Linked DNA regions of Homo sapiens: all the other regions are linked to region 2. Evidence: chromatin loops called from intact Hi-C (ENCODE). Cell type or tissue: heart right ventricle. All regions are shown on one strand.

Region 1 (8,000 bases), 310 kb before region 2:
CAGAAAGTATTTTAAAGAAGGCATAACAGAGAAGACCCAGTTCTCCTAGGCCCCACTCCCACTCCAATAAAACAAAAGACCCTCTGATTTGGATGACAGAGGAAGAAGCCTTGGAAAGAAAGTAAGAGGGTAAGAGTCAGTGTAGGGGCCACAAAATTTGCCCTTCATTTGGTAAGTCGAGTTGGGGGTGGAAGGAGAAGTAGCAACACACAATAAAGCTCCCTTTTCACTTTCAAAATCCAAGAACAAGAAGGGCCTGAGCCTCAAATGCTGGAGGAGGCCCAGGGAGACAGCAAGTCTCTACCAAAAAGTCCCCCCTGGGGTTACAGGTCATGACAACCCTGGAGGGGTAATGGCAGTACAAGAGTGTGTCTAGGCCGAGCACCGTGGCTCATGTTTGTAATCCCAGCACTTTGGGAGGCCAAGGCAGGTGGATCACCTGAGGTCAGGAGTTCAAGACCAGCCTGGCCAACATGGTGAAACCCCGTCTCTACTAAAAATACAAAAATTAGCCAGGCATGGTAGCACGTGCCTGTAATTCCAGCTACTCAGGAGGCTGAGGCAGGAGAATCACTTGAATCCAGGAGGTGGAGGTTGCAGTCAGGCGAGATCACACCATTATACCCAGCCTGGGTAACAGTGAGACTCTGTCTCAAAAAAAAAAGAAAGAAAGAAAAAGAAAAGAAAAGAAAAAAGAGTGTGTCTAGGCTTGGGAGGGCATCTGGACATACCCATGGCCACCCCCTGCCAGGGGTCTATTGTGCCTCAGATGCAAAGCTCACATCCTAATATCTATCCCAGGGAGAGGAATAGTGCCTGAAGTGATCATCCTGAATATGGTTGAGCTTGTTCCAATTGTGACAAAGCTTTAAATCAGTAATGCCCCCAAATTACTGAATGTAGCTGGATATACTTAAAAGTAGCCAGACTATTTTTCCCTTTATGAGAACTAAATTCAGTTATCAAAAAAGTTACATTTTTGTATATCTGATTTTTGAAAATGTATAACATTACATGCATGATTTAACCTGTATTTTCAGACATTTCTTTGTATACCTGTCCCATCTCCATACACTTTAATACTTGGAATTTGACTTTGGCCCACTGGCACCACATCCCCTTACAATCTTCTCTAATGAAAGGTGAGTTTTGGCCAGTCCTCCCTCAAGGGAAGCGTTCCCTAACCACCCCTCCTCCTCCTTCTTCCTTTAAACACTCTCACAGAAGCTTCTCATCATAGCATTTATTGTACATGATTACCTATTTCATTATCTGTGATTATCTCACCTACTGAACTGTAAGATCCATGTCTTTTTTTATTGCTTCTATCTCCAGGATCAATAATGGTGCCTGTCCTAAAATTGGTATGCAGTAGAATCTAGCAGATTCTCTATTTACGAACATTCAACTCACAAACTTCACAGATATATACAAGCTCCTCTGGAAGACCAGAGTGCATCAAATCTAAACAGCAACAATATTATGGCCTAATCTCTATTACAAATACAGTTAACTTATAACTAACATAAACAGGTGGCTTTCCTTGGAACACACCCCACTCCGCTGCCTCAAAGGATTACTACTGGGACCACCCTTTGGCAAAATAAGCCCTATCTTCTTCTGTTGATGTCTTTCCTGATCTTCAAGGCCCAATCTAAAAGCTTCACCATTCTATATCTTATTTCAGGAGAAAATTCAGCTCCACTTGGGATAGTTCAATGAGACTATTCATTTTAAACGTTCTTGATTTTGATTTACTTTTTGCTTTCCCAATTATAGGCAGACTTGGGGAGAAAGTTGACCAATATAAAGACAGGGAGAAAAGAGAAGCCTCAACATAAAAGTGAAGTCTTGGGAGGGTGAGGAATGCTGGTTAAGCTATAACATGTTTGGAGAGATGGTGGAGACCAGCAGGGTAGTCCCTTGCCTTGTAAGTTCCTGGTGGGGTGGCTTTACTTGCTGCTAGCATTCCATGCCCTTCTTAAAGCAGCAGCCTAGGGGCTTCCACATGCCTTGTTTGGTTTTCCTCAAACACTGAGTGTCTGGAATACATCAGACACCCAAGACAGAGTGGAAAGGCATAGACTGTCCTCAAAGAAGATGAACAACGAAATGGATGACCGCAATCTGATGTGAGACAAATGTCAGGGCAAAGCGTGGGTAGAAAGAGAGCAGCACACTTGTAATCCCAGCAGTTTGGGAGGCCAAGGCAGGTGGATCAAAAGGTCAGGAGATCAAGATCATCCTGGCCAACATGGTAAAACCCCGTCTCTACTAAAAATACAAAAATTAGCTGGGCGTGGTGGTGCATGCCTGTAATCCCAGCTACTTGGGAGGCTGAGGCAGGAGAATCACTTGAACCTGGGAGATGGAGGTTGCAGTGAGCCGAGATCATGCCACTGCACTCCAACCTGGGTGACAGAACAAGACTCCGTCTCAAAAAAAAAAAAAAAAAAAAGCAAAAGCAGCACCCAGCCTGAGGAGGCTGAAGCCGTAGGAGAGAGAAGGGCAAGGAAACGGGAGAGGTGAGCATTCACGGTGGGGATGGGAAGGGAAGAAGCTCAGTGCCTCCTCCAGAACTAAGAGCCAATACATAATGACTAAAGCCGAAAATCTACAAACAGAAATACATGTGGCTAATTTGGAGAACTGGAAGTAAATTTCAAAATGACCAGTTCAGAGGTAGTGAGACATCTGGGGAGGGGAGAAGTGAAAGGGAAAGGGGCTGATGCTTTTCATAATAAACCCTACAAAACTCGGGTGTCATGGAGTCATGGATAAAACAAAACAAAACAAAAGAGGGAAAACATTAATTGAAACCTTATTTGAAAGCTACATAATTTCCATCATATGGAAATGTCATATTTTTAAGCAATTTCCTACTGTTGAATATTTGTTTCTATTTGTTCCTAATATAAAAAAGGCTGGTTGAATAGATTTATCCATGGATCTTGCTCTGCATCTCTGTCTATCTCCTCTGGGTAGATACCCCTTCCAGGGCAGAAGGTCCAGAAAAGCCATGCCCTTTCACCATAACCCACGGCTCCCTCTCATTAGAACCAACGAAACAGCCTGGAGGACAAAGACCTTCATGAACAATAATACATTTAATTAGTTTCATTATACACTTATTAGTAAAATTATACATGTTGATTACTAGTTTAATTTTATGGATGCATCTAATTTTTAACTAGCCCATCCCACCCAACCTCAGACCCCAAGGGAAAGGGAAAGAAAAGCAAGCCAAAAGTGTGACCAGCAGTCCGAAGGAGTGTCAGTGTTCCTGGGCCCAGGCCAAAGCAGGCCTGTCAGGGATGACTGGACATGTGCTGCTGAGGGTTACAGCCATCCTGAGAGCCCAGTCTTGCCAGAGTTGGGAGCAGAAATGCAGTCCAGCCCAGCAAAGAGACACAGCCCAACCCAGCAAACAGGAACTTGGCCCCCAAAGCCAGAGCTGTGCTCATATTTCACTGCCACAATCTCCATCAATATAACTGCTGATCTGGAAGCTGTGAATGTTTGTAAGCTCTGGATACATAATGTCAATCCACCTTCCAGAGTTCTGGTGCTGCTACTTTGTATAATTGTTGTTGCGCCAAAAATGATACAAACACAATATTGACCTCTAGATTCTTGCAAGCGAATGTATGAATGTATAATGGTCTTCTTCTAGACGGATTTCAGGAAAATGGTAAGGTATTGCCCTGAGCTATGAATTATAAATTGTGAAGCAGGTAAAGTCATATCCCTCACGTCTTGTCTTTGTTTCTGGAGTCGGTCCTGTACTGTCCAGCACAACAACCACCAGCCCCATGGGGCTACTAAACACTTGACATGTGTCTAGTCCACATGGAGATGCGCTGCAAGTGGAAAGTACACACCGGATTTCAAAGATCAGTGCAACAAAAACACTGAAAATGTCTCATTAATTTTTTATATTGATTACATGTTGAAATTACAATATTTTGAATATGTTAGGTTAATAAAAATACATTTGTAAAATTATTTTCACTTGTTTCTTTACACTTGTCTTAATGTGACCACTAGAAAATTTGAAATCATATATGTGGCTCACACTTGTAGCTTGCATTATTTTTCTATTGAACAGCATTGCTCTGTAGAGAAGTAAGCGTTTTTCAATTCAACCCAGAGGGCTGTGGGCCAAGGCTTACTTCACAGTGGGTTTCCTAATCTGTGCCTTTCGGTGTTGCTAGCCCTGAGCCTACTACCTCTGGCAATTTTCAAGGAAGGCTACAAGGAAAGGCAAGCTGCTTACCGTTGAATCCCCCTGTTCCAGCTGCACGGATAGAGAACTGTATTTTCGGGGCATTGCCAGTAGAGGGCATTCTTACCACACTTAAGACCAAAAAACTGGAAAACTAACGAATACAGATTGTCTTTAATACATTCTGGATTGTTAGTTAATTAAGAGATAGATTGACTGAACTAAGAAAATAAAATTAATTCAAGAGTGGGAGAATTTCTTTAAAATTTGCAGATGAAACTGGTATTTGGGGATTGATCCAATGACCAAAAAAAAAAAAAAACCATTAAAAGGAGCAACAGTATTTGAACTGCTTTTATTTTTTTCTAAAACCCTTTGAATCACAATTTTTAAAATAATTTTAATTCCTTTGTCAGACCACTAGACACAGAAGAGTGAAATTCTTAAATTTTCTGAGGTAATTACTTTATTTATAAAGGAGCTTTATCCTGTCATTTGTACAGAATATTTATAACAAAAGGTTGACCTGGAAGTCAATATTTCACGTTGTGTCAGAATGCTCTTCATGGCAGTTACTCATCTGAAGCTAACTGTCTCTAGATACTGCTTCTCCTTGGAACCATTTAGTAATATTTGGATCATGAATTAGCTTCAGTTCATGTTGCCATTGCTCAGGGTTCTTGATTGCTGACTGGTATCCTTGTCAGAAGAGGGAAATTTTGGCTGGCGCTGGTGGCTCATGCCTGTAATCCCAGCACTTTGGGAGGCTGAGGCGGGTGGATCACCTGATGTCAGGAGTTCAAGACCAGCCTGGCCAACTTGGGAAAACCCCGTCTCTACTAAAAATACAAAAATTAGCTGGTCATGGTGGTGCATGCCTGTAGTCCCAGCCACTCAGGAGGCTGAGGCAGGAGAATCAATTAAACCAGGGAGGTGAAGGTTGCAGTGAGCCAAGATCGCACCTCTGCACTCCAGCCTGGGTGACAGAGTAAGATTCTGTCTCAAAAAAAAAAAAAAAAAAAAAAAAAAAGAGGGAAATTTGGGCACAGAGACTCAGACACAGAGGGAGAACATGATGTGATGACGATGGAGGCAGAGATGGAGTGATTTGTCTGTAAGCCAAGGAGAACCAAGGGTTGCCAGCCACCACCGGAAACTAGAATTAGGCCAGGCAGGATCCTTCACTAGAGCCTTCAGAGGGAGCATTGCCCTGATTTTCAGACTTCCAGATTCCAGGACAGTGACAGGATATATTTCTGTTGGTTTTTGTTTGGTTGGTTTTATTTTTAAGACAGGGTCTTGCTCTGTCACCCAGACTGGAGTGCAGTGATGCAATCATGGCTCACTGCAGCCTCAAACCCCTAGGCTCAAGCTATCCCCCCTTCTCAGCCTTCCAAGTAGCTAGGACTACAGGCATATACCATGCCAGACAAGTTTATTTTCTTTTTTTAAAATCTACTTTTTGTAGAGACAGAGTTTCACCATGCTGTGGAGGCTGGGGGTCTCAAACTCCCAGGCTCAAGCAATCCTCCTGCCTTCACCTCCCAAAGTGCTGGAATTGCAGGCATGAACCACCATGCCCCAGGCTCCATTTCTGTTGTTTGAAGCCATTCTGTTGGTGTTACATTGTTACAGCAGCAATCCAGACACAATTTTCTGTTTTCAGAGCTAAAACATTTGATAAGATTTCTTTAAAATTATTTTTTAAATTTCTTTCAATCCATCACAGAAATATTTCAGAAAAAAAAGAGCTAGGAAACCTATTTGTTTAGATTTATTCACATAAGTATGCGCATTAATTTGAAAATAAATGCTTATATAAAATTATATAAGATTGGTCAGGGGCTGTGGCTCAGGCATATAATCCTAGCACCTTAGGAGGCCAAGGTGGAAGGATTGCTGGAGGCCAGGAGTCCAAGACCAGCTTGGGCAACATGGTGAGACTCTCATCGCTACAAAAAAATAAATAATTAGCCAGGCATCATGGCACATGCCTGTGGTCCCAGCTACCTGAAAGGCTGAGGTGAGATTGCTGGAGCCCAGGAATTTGAGGCTGCAGTGAGCTATGATGGCAGTGCTGCACTCCAGCGTGGGTTACTGAGCGAGATCCTGTCTCTTTAAAAAAAAAAATTACATAAGATTAATAAATTACAGAGATAGGCCAGGCGCAGTGGCTCACGCCTGTAATCCCAACACTTTGGGAGGCCGAGGCGGGCAGATTGCCTGAGCTCAGGAGTTCGAGACCAGCTTGGGCAACACAGTGAAACCCTGTCTCTACTAAAATACAAAAAATTAGCCAGGCATGGCAGCGTGCACCTGTAGTCCCAGCTACTTGGGAGGCTGAGGCACAAGAATCGCTTGAACCTGGGAGGCAGAGGTTGCAGGAGACAAGATCGCACCACTGCACTCCAGCCTGGGAGACAGAGCGAGACTCCATTGCAAAAAATAAATAAATAAATGAATAAAATAAATAAAAATAAATTACAGAGATAAATATATCCCAATCCCAACTTGTCATATACATATTTCTTCATCAAGAACCTGCGGCCTCTCAGTATCGTCACATGCTGCATCTTAGCTGTCACACTAACCGTATGATATTGACATTAACTGGTGATGAAACGGGACTTAATGTCGCTATGTGGTCTAGCCAGGCTCAGGCATCCAGTACCTGATACCTGCTTTTCTTCTCTGGGTTAGAGTAAAAAGAATGTCCACAGCAGAGATGAGCTTATGAATTGATTGGAAAATAATTTTCTTTAAAACTTCTCTAGGGAAGAATCTCCACAGACCACATTCTTGGCACCATCCTGCCACCCACCTTGGCCCCATCCTGCCACCCACCTTGGCCCCTGCCTTTCTGCTCTTGAAAAGCCCAGCTTCTCCTCTCCCACTACCGAGAGGCAGCTCAGTAATGAATTCCTCTTAGTAGCCAGCCCAGCCCAGCCCAAAACAGTCTCTTCTCCTTCCTGAAGTTCCTGCTTGTAACACTACTCGCCGTTATTACACAGGATTGTGTATTGCTTATTTCTCCATATGTGAATAGATTGTAAGCTCTTTGAAAATAGGGATCATGCCCTACACAGGGAGTTCCCTGTGAAACTGTGAAAGCTGGAAACACCACGAATGAATGCTCATTTCTGAGTGCCAACAAGAAGTCCCAGGTCCGAGAATAGCAAATGACAGGTGCTCCAAATGGGATAAATGAACTAATCTAAAGTTGATTCCAAAAGCAAGCACTGCATGACATGGAAAGGGTTTATAACTTTGCACGTTATAAGGGTCACTGGTGGTGCACAGGAGATGAAGGGCAGTGGCCACTGTTGGCAGAAACCCGCATGCTGTTCTGTTTTCCTAAAATAAAAAGGAAGCATTGGCCAGGCGCAGTGGCTCACACCTTTAATCCCAGCACTTTGGGAGACCAAGGTGGGCAGATCACCTGAGGTCAGGAGTTCAAGACCAGCCTGGCTAACATGGTGAAACGCCATCTCTACTAAAAATGCAAAAATTAGCCAGGTGTGATGGCGGGCACCTGTAGTCCCAGCTACTCCGGAGGCTGAGGCAGGAGAATGGCATGAACCTGGGAGGCGGAGCTTGCAGTGAACTGAGATAGCACCAATGAACTCCAGCCTGGGTGACAGAGCAAGACTCTGTCTCAAAATAAAATAAAATAAAATAAAATAAAATAAAATAAAATAAGAAAAAGGAAGCATCCAACAGTATCCACGATGTGGTAAAAATGCAGAAACACAGAGCAGTGGGGGCGTGATGTGCT
Region 2 (8,000 bases):
TCGAATTTGCTTATAGCCAGCCAAGCCATATTAAATTTCCCCAGTATATAGAGAGCTGAGAACACACACTGAGCTCGGGGCCTGAACCTCTTATTGCAGGCATTGGTCTGAGGGGCAGAGCTCATGAGAGTTCTTCTGGGCCAGGGTCTAAGGAGGCCCTCACTTAACCGGGGGCCTGTTGCATGGTTCTAGGTCATGGCTGCTGCCTGGGAGCCCATGTCTCCCCACTACTAGACATCATCTCCCAGCATTTTTGTCTGTCAAATTATGGAGTCTGGATTTTTTTCAGATTAAGTAAGCACTTAGAATGTAACATTATTCTATGTAGTATATATTGAAATATATTTCATAAATAGTAATATACATGTTTGTATTGAATTAGAAAAGACAGCTAAGGAAAAAAATCAGAATAGCCTCTTAAATGCCATGTCCTCATGCCTACTTCTGCCTTCAACGATAATCACTGTTAACATCTTTGCGTTTTCCTTTATATTATTTTTTTCTGTTTGTAAACGCGCACATGTATATGTTAGGTTTTTACAGAAGTGGAATCGTGTTTTGCTGACCGTTTTGTCCTGCTTTACTCAATATGACCTTAGGAACACAATTTCTTGCCAATAACTATAGGGTATGACTTTTAATGCTGAACAGCACTCCATCATGTGGACGCGCTGTCAGTCATCTATTTTCAGACATTTGTTTCCAGGTTTATGCTATTATACATAATCTGTGCACTTTATTATTTTTCCAAAATAAATAACTGGAAGTGAAATTACTAACAAAAGCTTTTTAAAAGCCTTTTGATATGCATTACCAAATTCAAAAGGTCTCCATGTTTACCTTTACCTGGGCATAAGGGTTATTTTGGGACCCCCGCCCATATCCCCAACCGCATGCCATTCTTTTCAGCACTTAGAATTAACCTTCTCTTCCATTCTTGACAATCTGACCTTTTTTAAAAAAAATTCTCATTTTAGGTTTACGTGAAATTTCTCGAAGTGGACCAGGGGTGGTGGCTCATGCCTGTAATCCCAGCACTTTGGGAGGCCAAGGTGGGAGGATCACTTGAGGCCAGGAGTTTGAATCCAGCCTGGCCAACATGAAACCCTTTCTCTACTAAAAATACAAAAATTAGCCGGGCGTAGTAGAGGGTACCTGTAGTCCCAGTTACACGGGAGGCTGAGGCAGAAGAATTGCTTGAACCTGGGAGCCACTGCACTCCAGCCTGAGTGACAGTGGCTCCATCTCAAAAAAAAAAAAAAAAAAAAATTCTTGAAGGTTCTGAACGGAAAAGGAAAATGTTGGAGGATGGCTGCCTCCCAGGTGGGAGTGCTCCATGGCCCGGAGGGGTGAGGACACCTTTGCTGAGTTTAGGAGTCTTGACCCTGGTCTGTTCCCGTCCACACCTACCTGGCCTGGTTCCAAACCTGCAGCAAGGCTGCGGCTGGGAGTTTAGCCATCCTGTCCCCTTGGGCCAGCCCTGGGTGGAACTCAGATCCTCTGTGGCCTCTGAATTGGAAATTTATGGGGAAGCCACTGTGGACAGAGCCACCAGAGCTGAGGCCCTGCCCATCTCCTCCTCATAGGAGGAGCCGGTGCCAGCCTTTCCGTGTGAACCTGTGATCCGTGAAGTCGGGTAAGCCCTTGCCAGTCCTGACATGAGCAAGGGACACAGAGCTTCCTAAATATATAGACTGGGATTTTGTCCGAATCACATGACGACCCAGGTTTTCTTTTTCCCTCTTTGTTGCTTTTAATACATAAAATGAGCATGTGTTTATTTAAAACAGCTTTCAAACTCAAACAAATAATGACAGACTGTTCAAACAGACTTCGGAAATCGCCCCAATCAGGATGTTTGAAAAATCAGGAAGACTTTCTACGAAAGAAGCTTTCAGGTCATTTTAGTCCCGAAGCCGCAGGGTCTCCTTTGCACTTTGGAATTGTAGAAGGGCAAAGTTTAGAGGCCAGCTCCAACCTCCAGGGGGTTAAATGACTTGCCCTCTAGCCCTACACTCTAATAATGTGTAAAGAAGGACAGATAGGTAGGCATTGTATTATCACTTCCCATCTTTGACCAGAACACGGGATGTATACATTTTAATTCATAATTCCTATAGAAATTACGGACTATCCTCAGATCAGAAAGCTAAGAGAGGAAATTGCTTCTGCAAAACGGCAGGCTCAGCAGAACTTCTTGGGGGAAGGGCAGGTTGAGTAGGTGCGGAGCAGGTCTGCAAGAGGACAGACAAGAGCAAGGTGTTTGTTCTGCCACGAGCTCACTTTCTGTATCCAATTTACAAATGGCTTTGAGTGACCTACGTTAATCTTCACAATAATGAATTTTATGGCTATGGATGAAGTAAATGAGGCTCGGGGCTGGGTTATCTGCTGAAGGTTATAAACTAATAAAATATCAAAGCCAGGGTTCACCCACACTCCTCCTCCAAGTCCCATGCCCTTCTCAGCCCCCTGGGATGGCAACAGCATCTCTATGCTGAGGCTTTGGGCCAAGAGCTGCTAGTTTAGCTCATCTCACTCTAGAAATGACATTGTTCTACGTAATGCATATCAGAAATGGCCTGTTAGGTTCATGAGAAGCACTGTTATTTGTGTGGGGGTGAGGGTGGTGAGAGGGAATTATTCCAGCTCTGAGGAGGTGGGGATATTTGGGACAGCATTTCTTCTGCTCTCCAGCACTGTGTGCCAGACCAACTGGGAGAAAATGCCAGCTGGAGTATGTCCCTGCATCCTCCGGTTTCCCAGGATGGCTTCAGGTCCAGACAGGACAAATGATCAGGGGCTTAGTCTGGTTCAGATTTTGCCACACAAAACTCTGTTGATTACTAAAGGGATTCAGAGCCCGGCCACTGACCTTCTCAATGTCAAGCCAAATTGCAGACAACCTATTGCCAGTGCCCTGACAAATTTGGGGTGTCTTTTGGCTGGGCTATTGGGGGTTTCAGCCTACCCATCCCTCAGAGAGAGAAGCATGGATGGGAGGACTAGTTGACATTTGCAGCCGTGTCTGTGATGTCTTGGGTTGCTCCCTGGAAGAGGCAGAGTTCTGGCTTGTGGAGAAGTCCTGACTCCTTCCTGCCCCACTGATCCCTGCTTATATGGAGAGGGGTGTGCATCTTGGCAGACAATCATGATTGTGCCTTAGCTCTGTGCTAAGAGCACTAAACACACATTTTATGTACGTCTATTGCCTCGCTTTTCTAACACTGAAATTTAGAAATGTTTAACAATAGATATTTAAAAAGAAGAAGAAAGCCCTTGCGCCCTCTCCTGGTAAAAGTTAACCAAGGACCTCCAAAGATGCAGAAGGCCCACTGGGTTAGCAGTCGCTGGTCTGGGCTAGCTGATTGTGCTGATTTGACCAATGCTGTTGACACACAGGATGGGTCATCTGTTCTTCTATGGTCTGTGATTACAGAGCATCTTATAAACCAGAGTTTCTCAGCCTCGGCCCTGTTAGCATTGGGGGGCTGCCCTGTGCATTGTGGGATGTTGAACAGCATCCGCGGCCTCTGCCCACTAGATACCAGTAGCACCCTCACCCCAAATCATGACCACTAAAAATGCTTCCAAACATTGCCAAATGTCCCCTGGGGGACAGGATCACTCTCAGTGTGACCCTCGCCCTAAATTCTTGCCTGCCTTTTGTAAAAGGTGGCATTGGTTGGAGGGCAATCCATGAGAATGTGAGGATGGCTCAAGGCAAGCCCTTCATGATGTCTGGAAGCAATATTGATGACTGGTTAACTGAGGTCACTTCTAGGAGTTTGTTTCAAAAAAGCAACTGAACAAATAGACAAGAATTTATATACAAAAATATATCATGATATTGTTTATAATAGCAAAAGTTTTAAACACTATAAACATGAATTTTTTAAAGTATGGCACATTTTATATATCATGAAAATAATTGTATAAATCTATATTTAATAATGTGGAAAGTTACCCTAACAATGCTTTAAATCCTCATCAAGACTACCTCAGGATTCTCAGAGGCTGTTACATATAGAAGGAGTAATTTCAAACAGATTCATAAGCATTTGGGTAAAGCATTAAGCCAAAGACCAATGATTGTATTCAGAAAGCTTAAGTGAACAAACATTTACTACGCACCTATAGTGCACCACAACCATGCCCAGCATGAGGGAGACAAAGAGAATCCCTGGTCCCACTGCTACAGCCCTTGCCCCAGAGAAAGGGAACCCCTCTGTGCACTGTTGGAGCCCCTCCCAACAGCGATGTCCAGGGTCATGGTATGTTACTGTTTCCTGTAATAAAACTGTGTGCTTTGAGTCAGGGTTGTTGGGAATAATGTGAAACTATTCTTGTTTTCTTCTTCATCCTGAATAAATCAGAAGTAAAAAGAATTCATTTACTGATTTATATATTCAAATATTCATTCAGAAAGTTGTCCAAATACTCATTGGACCCAAATGTGAAACATAATCTCCCCAAAATCTAGGAAATGAGCAATTGGTGATTTGCTCAATCCAAGCCCATCCAGAGGGTAGACTTTGCTACAACACACTACAGACCCGACTTGAGATGGAGAGATAGGAATGGAAGGGAGACACTTTTTGTCTCTCAGGGACCTGCACATCCAGTGACACACCCCTGATCTCCTGCCTTGTGAGATCCACAATTTGAGTAAATGCAGAGTTGTGGTCGTCCAGTCTAGCCACCCCCAAGAGAAACCCCCTGACAGCTCCCTTTCCCCAGGAGAACCTTGACCTTAGAGGTTGGCACTGCACCAGTCAAGGCCGCCCTTGGCCCCTCCACTGACTGAGCCCTTGACTGACCAAATGCTCTCATAGAGCTGCCGTTAGCCACGCCAGGGCATCAGCAGAGAGAAGGGTGCTGGTTTCTATCTGGGTTCAAAGCCTGGCTCTGCCACTTGTTAAAAAGTCTCTTATTCCCTGCGATTCTCAGCTTTTTCATCTTCAGAACAGAAACAAATAAAATAACTTCATAAGATTGGTACAAAGAATTAGCTGGATGAGAAAGCGCATGCCTTTAATCCCAGAACTTTGGGAGGCTGAGGCAGGAGACTCACTTGAGCCCAGGAGTTCAAGACCAGCCTGGAAAGTATAGTAAGACCCTATCTCTACAAAAAATTTAAAAATTAGCCAAGCATGGTAATCCTAGGTACTCAGGAGGCGGAGGCAGGAGGATCACTCTTGAGTCCAACAGTTCGAGGCTGCAGTGGGTCATGATTGCACCACTGCACTGCAGCCTGGGCAACAGAGCAAGACTCTTGTCTCTAAAAAAAAAAAAAGAAAGAAAAAGTTTGGTACAAAGACTAAAATAATGCATGTCAGACATTTGATAAGATGTCAACACTCAATCGAGGAGTGTGACGGTCATCATCATTGCTAGATTTTATTACTTTTATGGATGGGCATGCTAGCTAAAATTGCAAAACCTCTAATATTTTCTAACTGCCTCTGCTGTTTTTCTCCTCGGCCCTTAGCACTCTCTCCTACACCATGTGATAATTTATATTGATTGCTGTCTATACTGTTCCACTCAATGGAAGCTTCGTGAAGTAGGAACTTTTAGTCTATTTTATGCACTGCTGTATCTCTAAGATGGCTGGCACGTAAAGAGGGTCTCAATAAATATGCCTTGAATTAATGAAAACAGTGGTTTCTGAATCATGGCCTCCAAAGAGCATTTGCCTTTTCCCCTCTCACCCTTCTGAAGGTGCCCAGGCTGCCCTGGCAGGATGCCTCTTTCTCTGTGGGGTGGCATTCTCTGCTCTCTCTCTAATACTCTTTCTTTTTCTTCCCTCCTCTCCCCCAACTGCAGGATGCCTTTGTGGAACTGTACGGCCCCAGCATGCGGCCTCTGTTTGATTTCTCCTGGCTGTCTCTGAAGACTCTGCTCAGTTTGGCCCTGGTGGGAGCTTGCATCACCCTGGGTGCCTATCTGGGCCACAAGTGAAGTCAACATGCCTGCCCCAAACAAATATGCAAAAGGTTCACTAAAGCAGTAGAAATAATATGCATTGTCAGTGATGTACCATGAAACAAAGCTGCAGGCTGTTTAAGAAAAAATAACACACATATAAACATCACACACACAGACAGACACACACACACACAACAATTAACAGTCTTCAGGCAAAACGTCGAATCAGCTATTTACTGCCAAAGGGAAATATCATTTATTTTTTACATTATTAAGAAAAAAAGATTTATTTATTTAAGACAGTCCCATCAAAACTCCTGTCTTTGGAAATCCGACCACTAATTGCCAAGCACCGCTTCGTGTGGCTCCACCTGGATGTTCTGTGCCTGTAAACATAGATTCGCTTTCCATGTTGTTGGCCGGATCACCATCTGAAGAGCAGACGGATGGAAAAAGGACCTGATCATTGGGGAAGCTGGCTTTCTGGCTGCTGGAGGCTGGGGAGAAGGTGTTCATTCACTTGCATTTCTTTGCCCTGGGGGCTGTGATATTAACAGAGGGAGGGTTCCTGTGGGGGGAAGTCCATGCCTCCCTGGCCTGAAGAAGAGACTCTTTGCATATGACTCACATGATGCATACCTGGTGGGAGGAAAAGAGTTGGGAACTTCAGATGGACCTAGTACCCACTGAGATTTCCACGCCGAAGGACAGCGATGGGAAAAATGCCCTTAAATCATAGGAAAGTATTTTTTTAAGCTACCAATTGTGCCGAGAAAAGCATTTTAGCAATTTATACAATATCATCCAGTACCTTAAGCCCTGATTGTGTATATTCATATATTTTGGATACGCACCCCCCAACTCCCAATACTGGCTCTGTCTGAGTAAGAAACAGAATCCTCTGGAACTTGAGGAAGTGAACATTTCGGTGACTTCCGCATCAGGAAGGCTAGAGTTACCCAGAGCATCAGGCCGCCACAAGTGCCTGCTTTTAGGAGACCGAAGTCCGCAGAACCTGCCTGTGTCCCAGCTTGGAGGCCTGGTCCTGGAACTGAGCCGGGGCCCTCACTGGCCTCCTCCAGGGATGATCAACAGGGCAGTGTGGTCTCCGAATGTCTGGAAGCTGATGGAGCTCAGAATTCCACTGTCAAGAAAGAGCAGTAGAGGGGTGTGGCTGGGCCTGTCACCCTGGGGCCCTCCAGGTAGGCCCGTTTTCACGTGGAGCATGGGAGCCACGACCCTTCTTAAGACATGTATCACTGTAGAGGGAAGGAACAGAGGCCCTGGGCCCTTCCTATCAGAAGGACATGGTGAAGGCTGGGAACGTGAGGAGAGGCAATGGCCACGGCCCATTTTGGCTGTAGCACATGGCACGTTGGCTGTGTGGCCTTGGCCCACCTGTGAGTTTAAAGCAAGGCTTTAAATGACTTTGGAGAGGGTCACAAATCCTAAAAGAAGCATTGAAGTGAGGTGTCATGGATTAATTGACCCCTGTCTATGGAATTACATGTAAAACATTATCTTGTCACTGTAGTTTGGTTTTATTTGAAAACCTGACAAAAAAAAAGTTCCAGGTGTGGAATATGGGGGTTATCTGTACATCCTGGGGCATTAAAAAAAAAATCAATGGTGGGGAACTATAAAGAAGTAACAAAAGAAGTGACATCTTCAGCAAATAAACTAGGAAATTTTTTTTTCTTCCAGTTTAGAATCAGCCTTGAAACATTGATGGAATAACTCTGTGGCATTATTGCATTATATACCATTTATCTGTATTAACTTTGGAATGTACTCTGTTCAATGTTTAATGCTGTGGTTGATATTTCGAAAGCTGCTTTAAAAAAATACATGCATCTCAGCGTTTTTTTGTTTTTAATTGTATTTAGTTATGGCCTATACACTATTTGTGAGCAAAGGTGATCGTTTTCTGTTTGAGATTTTTATCTCTTGATTCTTCAAAAGCATTCTGAGAAGGTGAGATAAGCCCTGAGTCTCAGCTACCTAAGAAAAACCTGGATGTCACTGGCCACTGAGGAGCTTTGTTTCAACCAAGTCATGTGCATTTCCAC
Region 3 (8,000 bases), 110 kb after region 2:
ATTGTAGGCCATAGAAATGAACAAAAGAAGGGAAAGAACAGGGTCATTAAAGTTATTCTATGAGCTAGGACAGGTCACCCCAACTGTGGTTATGGCCAAGGCTAAATTACAGAGTGCAATGCCATCTGCCCCAGTGTTCTCTTCCTGTCACTCTCAAAGGCTTTTTATTCCAATTTATTTTAGGAGTGCCAAAAGGTATGTTTCTAATTCTATTTCTCTCCAGTTCTTTTTATAGTACTCAAGTCTGGGCAAATATCAGTAACATAAACGTGTGTCCTCGTTTTTGTATTTTAAGTCAGTGATAAGTTGAAGTACCCTGGATTTCCTGCTTCTTTGGAATTCATCACCTGCTGTTTTCAGAGCCAGCTGCACCTGTGTGGTTTTCGGAGCACAGGTCCACCTGCTGGACTGCCTGCTAGGCCATTAGCAAAGCCAGTGGCCAAATCACGCACTTGGGCGTTTTTAGATTCTGTCACTTTAGTGATTGTGAAAAGCTCCAGGCTGCCTGCACCCCCTCCCAATGTTTGCCAGAGAACTGGGAGCTGGGGACAGGGGTTCATTTGGAAAATATCAGTAAGAAATAGGAAGTTCTAAAGAACTTATTATCTATGAGGAAGACAACCAATTATTGCCCTGAGTTTATTGGGGTCTTTCTCTCTTCACCTGTAAAAAAGTGCATTTGCCCAAAAGGTATTGAATTAAGGGGGTATAGTAGATGCTGCCAGATTCCAATATACCTTCCCTTGTCCTTCTTCTTCAGTGCTGACAGGCTCCCATGGTAGCTGCCAGCACATGGCCTGAGGACTTTCTCTTGCCCTGGAGCTCCCTTTGCTACCTGTGCCACTGCCTGAAGTGCTAGGGAGTTGATGCCCCTGGGAACAGCCACCCAACGATGATTGACAATTGGTATATATATATACCCCAGCTCCCTTGCTTTTCAGGTAAAAACTCCGATGTGTGTGTTCTACACTGGCTTCTAGAGTTTCCCAAGTGGAATTAAGCTTCAGTCACCCACAGTGGTAGCTGAATGGATAACACAGGCTTTACTGGCTGCCTTCTCTTCCTGTCTCACTTCCCCACTCCCCTGCCAGCATCTCCTGGGGTCTTATCTTTCAAATAAACGACATGATCTGGAATCTTGTCTTAGAGTCTGATTCAAAGGGAACCCAAAGTCAAGCATCCTCTATGAATGGGATATTGCTGGGGAGATAGCAGAAGACATCTGGGAGATTCCCTTGCCAAACCAGAAATTATGGCTATCTCTCGAGCCTGAGCAGTCTACACAGTTTAGAGTTCCTCTGATGCAGTTTAGGGACCCTGTGGATGCCACGTACACCTTCAGCCCTGGGAGGGAGGGCTGAGGTGGACCCCAGCCAGAGGTGTTCAGAACACAGTGAGCCCTGTAGACAAAGATCAGGGGAGTGTCGGGACAGTTGGACGACAGAAGGACCCATTGTGTTCTCCTGCCATCGCCATCCGGTGTACATTCTCCTCACCAGTCCCTTTTAACTGTGAGATAGGAGGTGGAGGGAGAAAAATGACTGGGAAAATAGGAGCCTTCCTGCATTCTACTCATTCCTTTTATACTCAACTTATTTTTGTTCTGTAAAGTACACTTTTTAGTGTTTCTTTCAGGGAGGACCTGCTAGGAGTAAACTCACAATTTTTATTTGATTAAAGATTTATTTACAGGCCAAGCACGGTGGCTCACACCTGTAATCCTAACACATTTGGGAAGCTGAGGAGGGCAGATCACCTGAGGTCAGGAGTTCAAGACCTCTGGCCAACATGGTGAAACCCCATCTCCACTGAAAATACAAAAATTAGCTGAGCATGGTGGCCTCTGACTGTAATCCCAGCTACTCAGGAGGCTGAGGCAGGAGAATCGCTTGAACCCAGGAGGTGGAGGCTGCAGTGAGCCAAGATTGCACCACTGCAGTCCAGCCTGGGTGACAGAGTGAAACTCCATCTAAAAAAAAAAAAAAAAAAAAAGAGAGAGAGAGAGAGATTTCTTTACAGTTCTCCCTTGGTATCTGCAGAATATTCCAAAACTCCCTGCAGATACCAAAATCTACAGATGTTATAATGCATTATATAAAATGGCATTGTATTTGAATATAACCTATGCATATCCTCCTTTTTATATGTGTTGTTCTTAATCAGTATTTTTTTCTGTTGTATCGTTGTGTCTTTTTTTTCTTAATATTCTCAATCCATGGTTGATTGAATCTATGGATGTGGAACCTGCAAATACAGAGGATGGACTGTATTTTGCCCTTAAAGTTGAAAAATAGTTTAACTAGGTTTTGAAGTCTACACTGGTAGTTATTTTCTGTTAGCTTGTGCCTTGTCTTCTGACTTCTCTTGTAGATACTGAGGAGGCTGTTGTTAATCTAGCAATGTCATTCTTTTGTAGATAAGCTCTCTCCCTCTCTCTCTGTCTCTCTCTCTCATTTCTTGATCCAGATAAATTTAATCCCCTTTTTCCCTCTCTGCTATTCTACAGTTTTATTTTCATGTGTCCAGCTGTGCCTTTATTTTTATTTCAGGGTTCTTTGCTGCTTGAACCTGTGGAATCATATCTCCTATCAATTCTTTTAAAAATTTCAGCCATTGTCTCTTTGAGAATTGCCATCATCTTATTTTTTTCTATTCTCTCTTAAAATTCTTATTAGGGATATGATAGCTCTTGTTATTCTACCCCCATGTCTCTTAAGTTTCTTTTAATATTCCCTATCTCCCCTTGGCTCCATCTTCCAATTTACAAACTCTTTCTTTAGCTGTGTCTAAGCAGCTGCTTAACCTCATCCACTGAGTGTTTAGTTTAAACAGTCCTATTTTTCATTTCTAGAGGTCCTATTTTTCATTTCTAGAGGTTCTATTTTGTTTTTTGTTTTTCAAATCCACCTGGTCATAGTTGTCCTCTTTAGTTAGCCTCTCTTCTATGGTTTTTACTTTAAGCATATTATATTATACTCTTTCAATTGAGCATTTTATTATCTGAAAGCTACCATGTTTGGGATGAATGCTTACTTTCACTCATGATGGAATATATACTTTAGTGTTTCATAATTTTTTATTATAAAATTCTCTTTCAGAGATGGTCTTGTTTTATTCTGTTTTGTCTTCTGTGGGAATTCTGTGCAGCTTGGATCTTAGACATGTCCCTTCATAGTGGTTTCAATTTTGCTTTTGCCAGGTGTCTTGGAGATAGTTAAGGCAATTAAAAAGTCACCACTTCTGTGCTGCCACAGGTCACTTTCCATCAGCTGAGTCTTGGAACCTTTCCTCACTACTTGCATGGCACCTTGCACACATCTCCATGGCACCTCACATCACACTCTGTTCTGAAGCTTATATGTCCCTTTCCTCTATTATTCTGAGAGCTCCTTAATATTCCTCAGGTCTATCACAGAGCTCATAAACATTTGTTGCATGAATGAACTTGGAGAAGCCAGCCCTCAGAGCCTCAGCTTCTTTGAATGGGATGTTATATTTCATCCTTACCTCATAAGATTGTCGGGATATCATAGACTCTTAGGGTCAAAAGGTGCTGTAATTCAATCCATAGGAGGGTCACATTAAATGCTTAATTCCCTGCATAAGATAATTAACTAAAAAGCCCTCACAAGCTGTGAAGGGCCAGCAGAGGTAACTGACTGTGCTTCTCCACTGCACCTGGCAGTGGTTCACTATAACATTACTGTCTGTCTTTGTGCTCTGTGAGTCGGGAATAGTTCCAATGGAAAAGATCCATCATGCAGCAACAATTTCAAACTTTTCTGAGACCAGAACAAAGCTGCACCTGAAGCTGATTCCCTTGGGCATACTTTGGGTTTAGGATCCTTCAAAATCAAATGGCAGTGACCAAGAAAGCAGCTGTGTCCACTTTAAATGTCCACTATCTGTTCCTCACTTTCCGAACTTGACCAAACACTCTTTGAGGAGAGTGACCACAATATATATGTATTTGTATATTCCTATGGTCAAGCAGGAAGCACAGTACTAAACAGTAAGTTTGAATTCTGTCTGACCCATTGAATTTCTTTCTTTCTTTCTTTCTTTTTTTGTTTTTTTTGAGATGGATCCTCACTCTGTCACCCAGGCTGGTCGGCAATGGCACAATCTTGGTTCACTGCAACCTCCACCTCCTGGGTTCAAGCGATTCTCGTGCCTCAGCCTCCCAAGTAACTGGGATTACAGGCGCCCACCACATCCGGCTATTTTTTGTATTTTCAGTAGAGACCGGGTTTCAACATGTTGGCCAGGCTGGTCTTGAACTCCTGACCTCAAGCGATCTGCCCGCGTCGGCCTCCCAAAGTGCTGGGATTACAGGTGTGAGCCACTGTGCCCAGCCTGAATTTCAAGTTAAAGCTAGAGTTGCATTTGATGCTCAACACTCTAAATAAAAAATATATGCTACCTCACAAAACTAGAAATTCTTGATAATAGTAAAGCCATTTTTGGTTTGGGCTATACTTTTTTTTTTTTTTTAACTCAAGCTTTCCTTTGGTGGGAAAAAAAAGGATGGGGTTTGCTATGGGTTTCAGCGGCTCCAAATAGCTGTCTTCCCCTGCCCCCTAGTGGCTTCATGACAAACTGTGAGAACCTTCGCGTCGTTTCTTCTCAATTTTCTTCATTACTCCTATTCTTACTGTTTTTATTATTGCTTGTGAAAAAGACTTTCTTAAAATTATGCAACCTAAAAATTCCCCTTGCTTAACATGAAATAAATCTTCTGTACTTTTTCCAGAAAATATGCGTGCAGGGCCAGGCGCAGTGGCTCACACCTGTAATCCCAGCACTTTGGGAGGCCAAGTCGGGGGATCACTTGAGGTCAGGAGTTTGAGACCAGCCTGGCCAACAAGGTGAAACCCCGTCTCTACTGAAAATACAAAAAGTAGCCGGGCGTGGTGGCATGTGCCTGTAATCCCAGCTACTCGGGAGGCTGAGGCAGGAGAATCGCTGGAACCCGGGAGGCGGAGGTTGCAGTGAGCCAAGATCACGCCACTGTACTCCAGCCTGGGCAACAGAGCAAGACTCCATCTCAAAAAAAGAAAAAAAAAAAAAGAGAGCGAGAAAAAGAAAAAGGATATATGTGTACAGTCAGAGGCACCGTCCTAGACATAGAGAACACAGGAGTTTAGAAGCAATTCCCTCTCATTCCTCATCGGTGGCCATCGTAGACGTTTCCCTTCATAGAGGCCACCACCCTGGGAGGTCTTGCTCCATGGCCCCAGCTGACCCAACATGAAACGTCCACACCTTTCCCAGGCGCATTCTACTACCAGCACCTCCCAAATTAGACCTGAGCCAGCCTTCACATCATTCCCAGCCCCAGCCTCCTGTCCCGGCCAAGAACAGCCCCTTTCTTCCATGTGCCTTGGCTCCTGGGTCCCACCTCCTGCCTGTGCTCTCTGCATAAACACCATTGGTTTGGAATAACCCACTAGAATTGGATCCTAGACATGAACCCAGCGTTTGTTCACAGTGTGTGACCACCGCTAACACCAACCCCAGTGATTTTTGGTGAAGCACAGACCAGGCAAACCCTGTCTTTATCTGGGCCACTTAACATACTTCACAAAATTCAGTAAGCAGATAAATTAACAGAGATTACAGTCATTATGAGATTTAAACTTGTGTCCTCGAAGATCAGGTAGAGCCGCCCCATGAACCAAGTTGCTAAGAATTCATAATATATGATCTATTGAGTTTCTCTGCACCAGCAAGCTTAACTAGAAAATGAGTTTTTTAAATGACACCTTTACAACTGCATCAAGAAAACATCAAATACAAATACCTGGGAATAAATCTAACAAAATATGTCTAAGACCCCTACCCTGAAAATACAAAACATCATTGAAAGAAATTAAAGATCTAAGTAAACAGAGGAATTTGCAACGTTCATGGAATGAAAGCCTCAAAAGTATAAAAATGTCAATTATTCCAAAATATATTTATAGATTTAAAGTAATTCCCATCAAAATGCCAGATTTTTTTAAATTGGCAAGCTGATTCTAAAAATTCATGGGGAAATTTTTTAAAAATTACTTAAAGAAGAACGCTAAAGGAGTTACATTATCAGATATCAAAGCTTATTACATAATTCCATGTCTGGGTATATACCCCACAACATTGAAAGCAAGGACTTAAACAGATACTTGTACACCCATGTTCACACCAGCATTATTTGCAATAGCAAAAGGTGGAAGCAACCCCAGTGTCTGTAGACAAAATGTGGTGTACACATGCAGTGAAATATTATCCAGCCTTAGAAGGGAAAAAATTCTGACACCTGCTACCACACGGATGAATCTTGACGACATTATGGTAATTGAACTATGCCAGTCACTAAAGGACAAATGTCATATGATTCTCCTTATATGAGGTACCTAGACTAGTCAAGCTTATCAAGACAGAAAGTAGGATGGTGATTGCCAGAGGCTTAGGGGAGAGATAATGGAGAGTGTTTGTTTAACGGATACAGAGTTTCAGTTTGGAAAGATAAAAAGAGTTCTAGAGATGGAGGGTGGTGATGGTTGCCCAATGATGCAAATACACTTACTGACATTGAACTGTATGCATAAAAATGGTTACAATGGTTAATTTTGTTATATGCATTCTACCACAATTTTTTTTAAAAAGGACTTGTTATAAAACTACAGCAATTAAGACAGTGTAATAAAGGCATAAGAACAAATAAACCAATGGAACAACATAGAAAGTCTAGACACAGGCTTACACACAAGGTCATCTAATTGATGACAGTAGTGACAATGCAGTAGAATGAGGAAAACCTGGCCATTTAAAAAAATGATGTTGGGTCAATTGGTTAACCTTATGCAGACAAAATATGTCTTAACACCTAATGCACACCACACACAGAAATCAATTCTGTGTTGTAGATCTAAATGGAAAAGATCAAATACTAAGCCACCTAGAAGAAAACATAGGGCAATATCTCAAAGCACTGACCTTAAGGAAACAGATTGGTAAACTAGACTTAATTGAAATAAAAATATTTTTGTTTATCAGAAGATCACATTAAGATGAAAGGGCAAGCTTTGGAGTGAGAGAAGATATGTGTAATACACACACTCAACAATGTATAAAATGCCCTGCAAATCAATAAGAAAAAGACAGCTCTCAAGAGATCGAGACCATCCTGGCCAACACAATGAAACACCATCTGTACTAAAAATAGAAAAATTAGCTGGGTGTGGTGGTGCATGCCTATAGTCCCAGCTACTCAGGAGGCTGAGGCAGGAGAATCGCTTGAACCTGGGAGGTGGAGGTTGCAGTGAGCCGAGATCGTGCCACCACACTCCAGCCTGGGCAACAGAGCGAGACGCCATCTCAAAAATAAAAAACAAAAAAAACCAAAACAACTCAACAGAAAAGTGGTCAAAAGACTTGAACAGGGACCGCACGTGAGAATATACCCCAATGACCAATAAACACATCCAAAGATGGTCAACATCAAAATTAAACTACAAAAAGACATGGCAACAAAACACAACACAGAGTACCACAGGTTGATGAGATTTTGGAGCAACTAAAACTCTAATGTATTGGTGAGAGCATAACTCGGTACAGATAGTGTTTATCTATGTCTCCTATAGCTGAGAGTATGCATGCTTTATGGCCTAGAAATTCCACTCCTGGGTAACAATCCAACAGAAATTCAGTATGAATGTGAATAGCAATGGCATTCATAAAAATCCCAAAGCAGAAATTACCCAAATGTCCATTAACAGTAGAATGGATAAATATATGGTTGTATATCCACAGAATGAAATACTATACAACAATGAAAAACACAAACTACTTAACACATTACATACGGGTGGATCTCACAAAAAAAAAAAAATGTCAAATAAAAGAAAGGCAAATAAGAAAAGAAGATGATCCTATTTATATAGTCCAAAACAGGCAAGAGTAGTCTGTAGTGTTGGCAGTGAGGAGGATAGTGGTCCCTTGTATGGGTGGTGACTAGA

What was found. A loop is a pair of places that touch in the nucleus more often than their neighbours do. Peaks named below come from ENCODE experiments on the same cell type or tissue, not always from the same donor. Only the 100,000 strongest peaks of a DNase experiment are listed, where the experiment ranks them.
Region 1: a loop joins it to region 2, with 6 times the contacts of the local background. A loop is called at or near these places in 65 of 110 quality-filtered maps.
Region 3: it touches region 2 in a loop (2.7-fold over the local background); 44 of 110 quality-filtered maps call a loop at or near these places.

The regions. Positions count from the first base shown.
Region 1 is chr18:63,435,770-63,443,769 of GRCh38, reverse strand. No RefSeq gene overlaps it. Among named protein-coding and RNA genes, the nearest start is that of VPS4B, 17 kb to the right of the region's middle. In heart right ventricle, CTCF peaks have their summits at 4,137 and 4,339 (motif pointing right); a DNase peak (open chromatin) is centred at 4,275.
Region 2 is chr18:63,126,589-63,134,588 of GRCh38, reverse strand. BCL2 (BCL2 apoptosis regulator) reads left to right here. Exons shown (of 3, transcript NM_000633.3): 3 at 5,830-8,000. The coding sequence ends at 5,964. Among named protein-coding and RNA genes, the nearest start is that of BCL2, 190 kb to the left of the region's middle. In heart right ventricle, a CTCF peak has its summit at 3,285 (motif pointing left); a DNase peak (open chromatin) is centred at 3,315; H3K27ac peaks cover 1,043 bases.
Region 3 is chr18:63,013,024-63,021,023 of GRCh38, reverse strand. No RefSeq gene overlaps it. Among named protein-coding and RNA genes, the nearest start is that of PHLPP1, 300 kb to the right of the region's middle. In heart right ventricle, a CTCF peak has its summit at 4,591 (motif pointing left); a DNase peak (open chromatin) is centred at 4,601; H3K27me3 peaks cover 2,054 bases.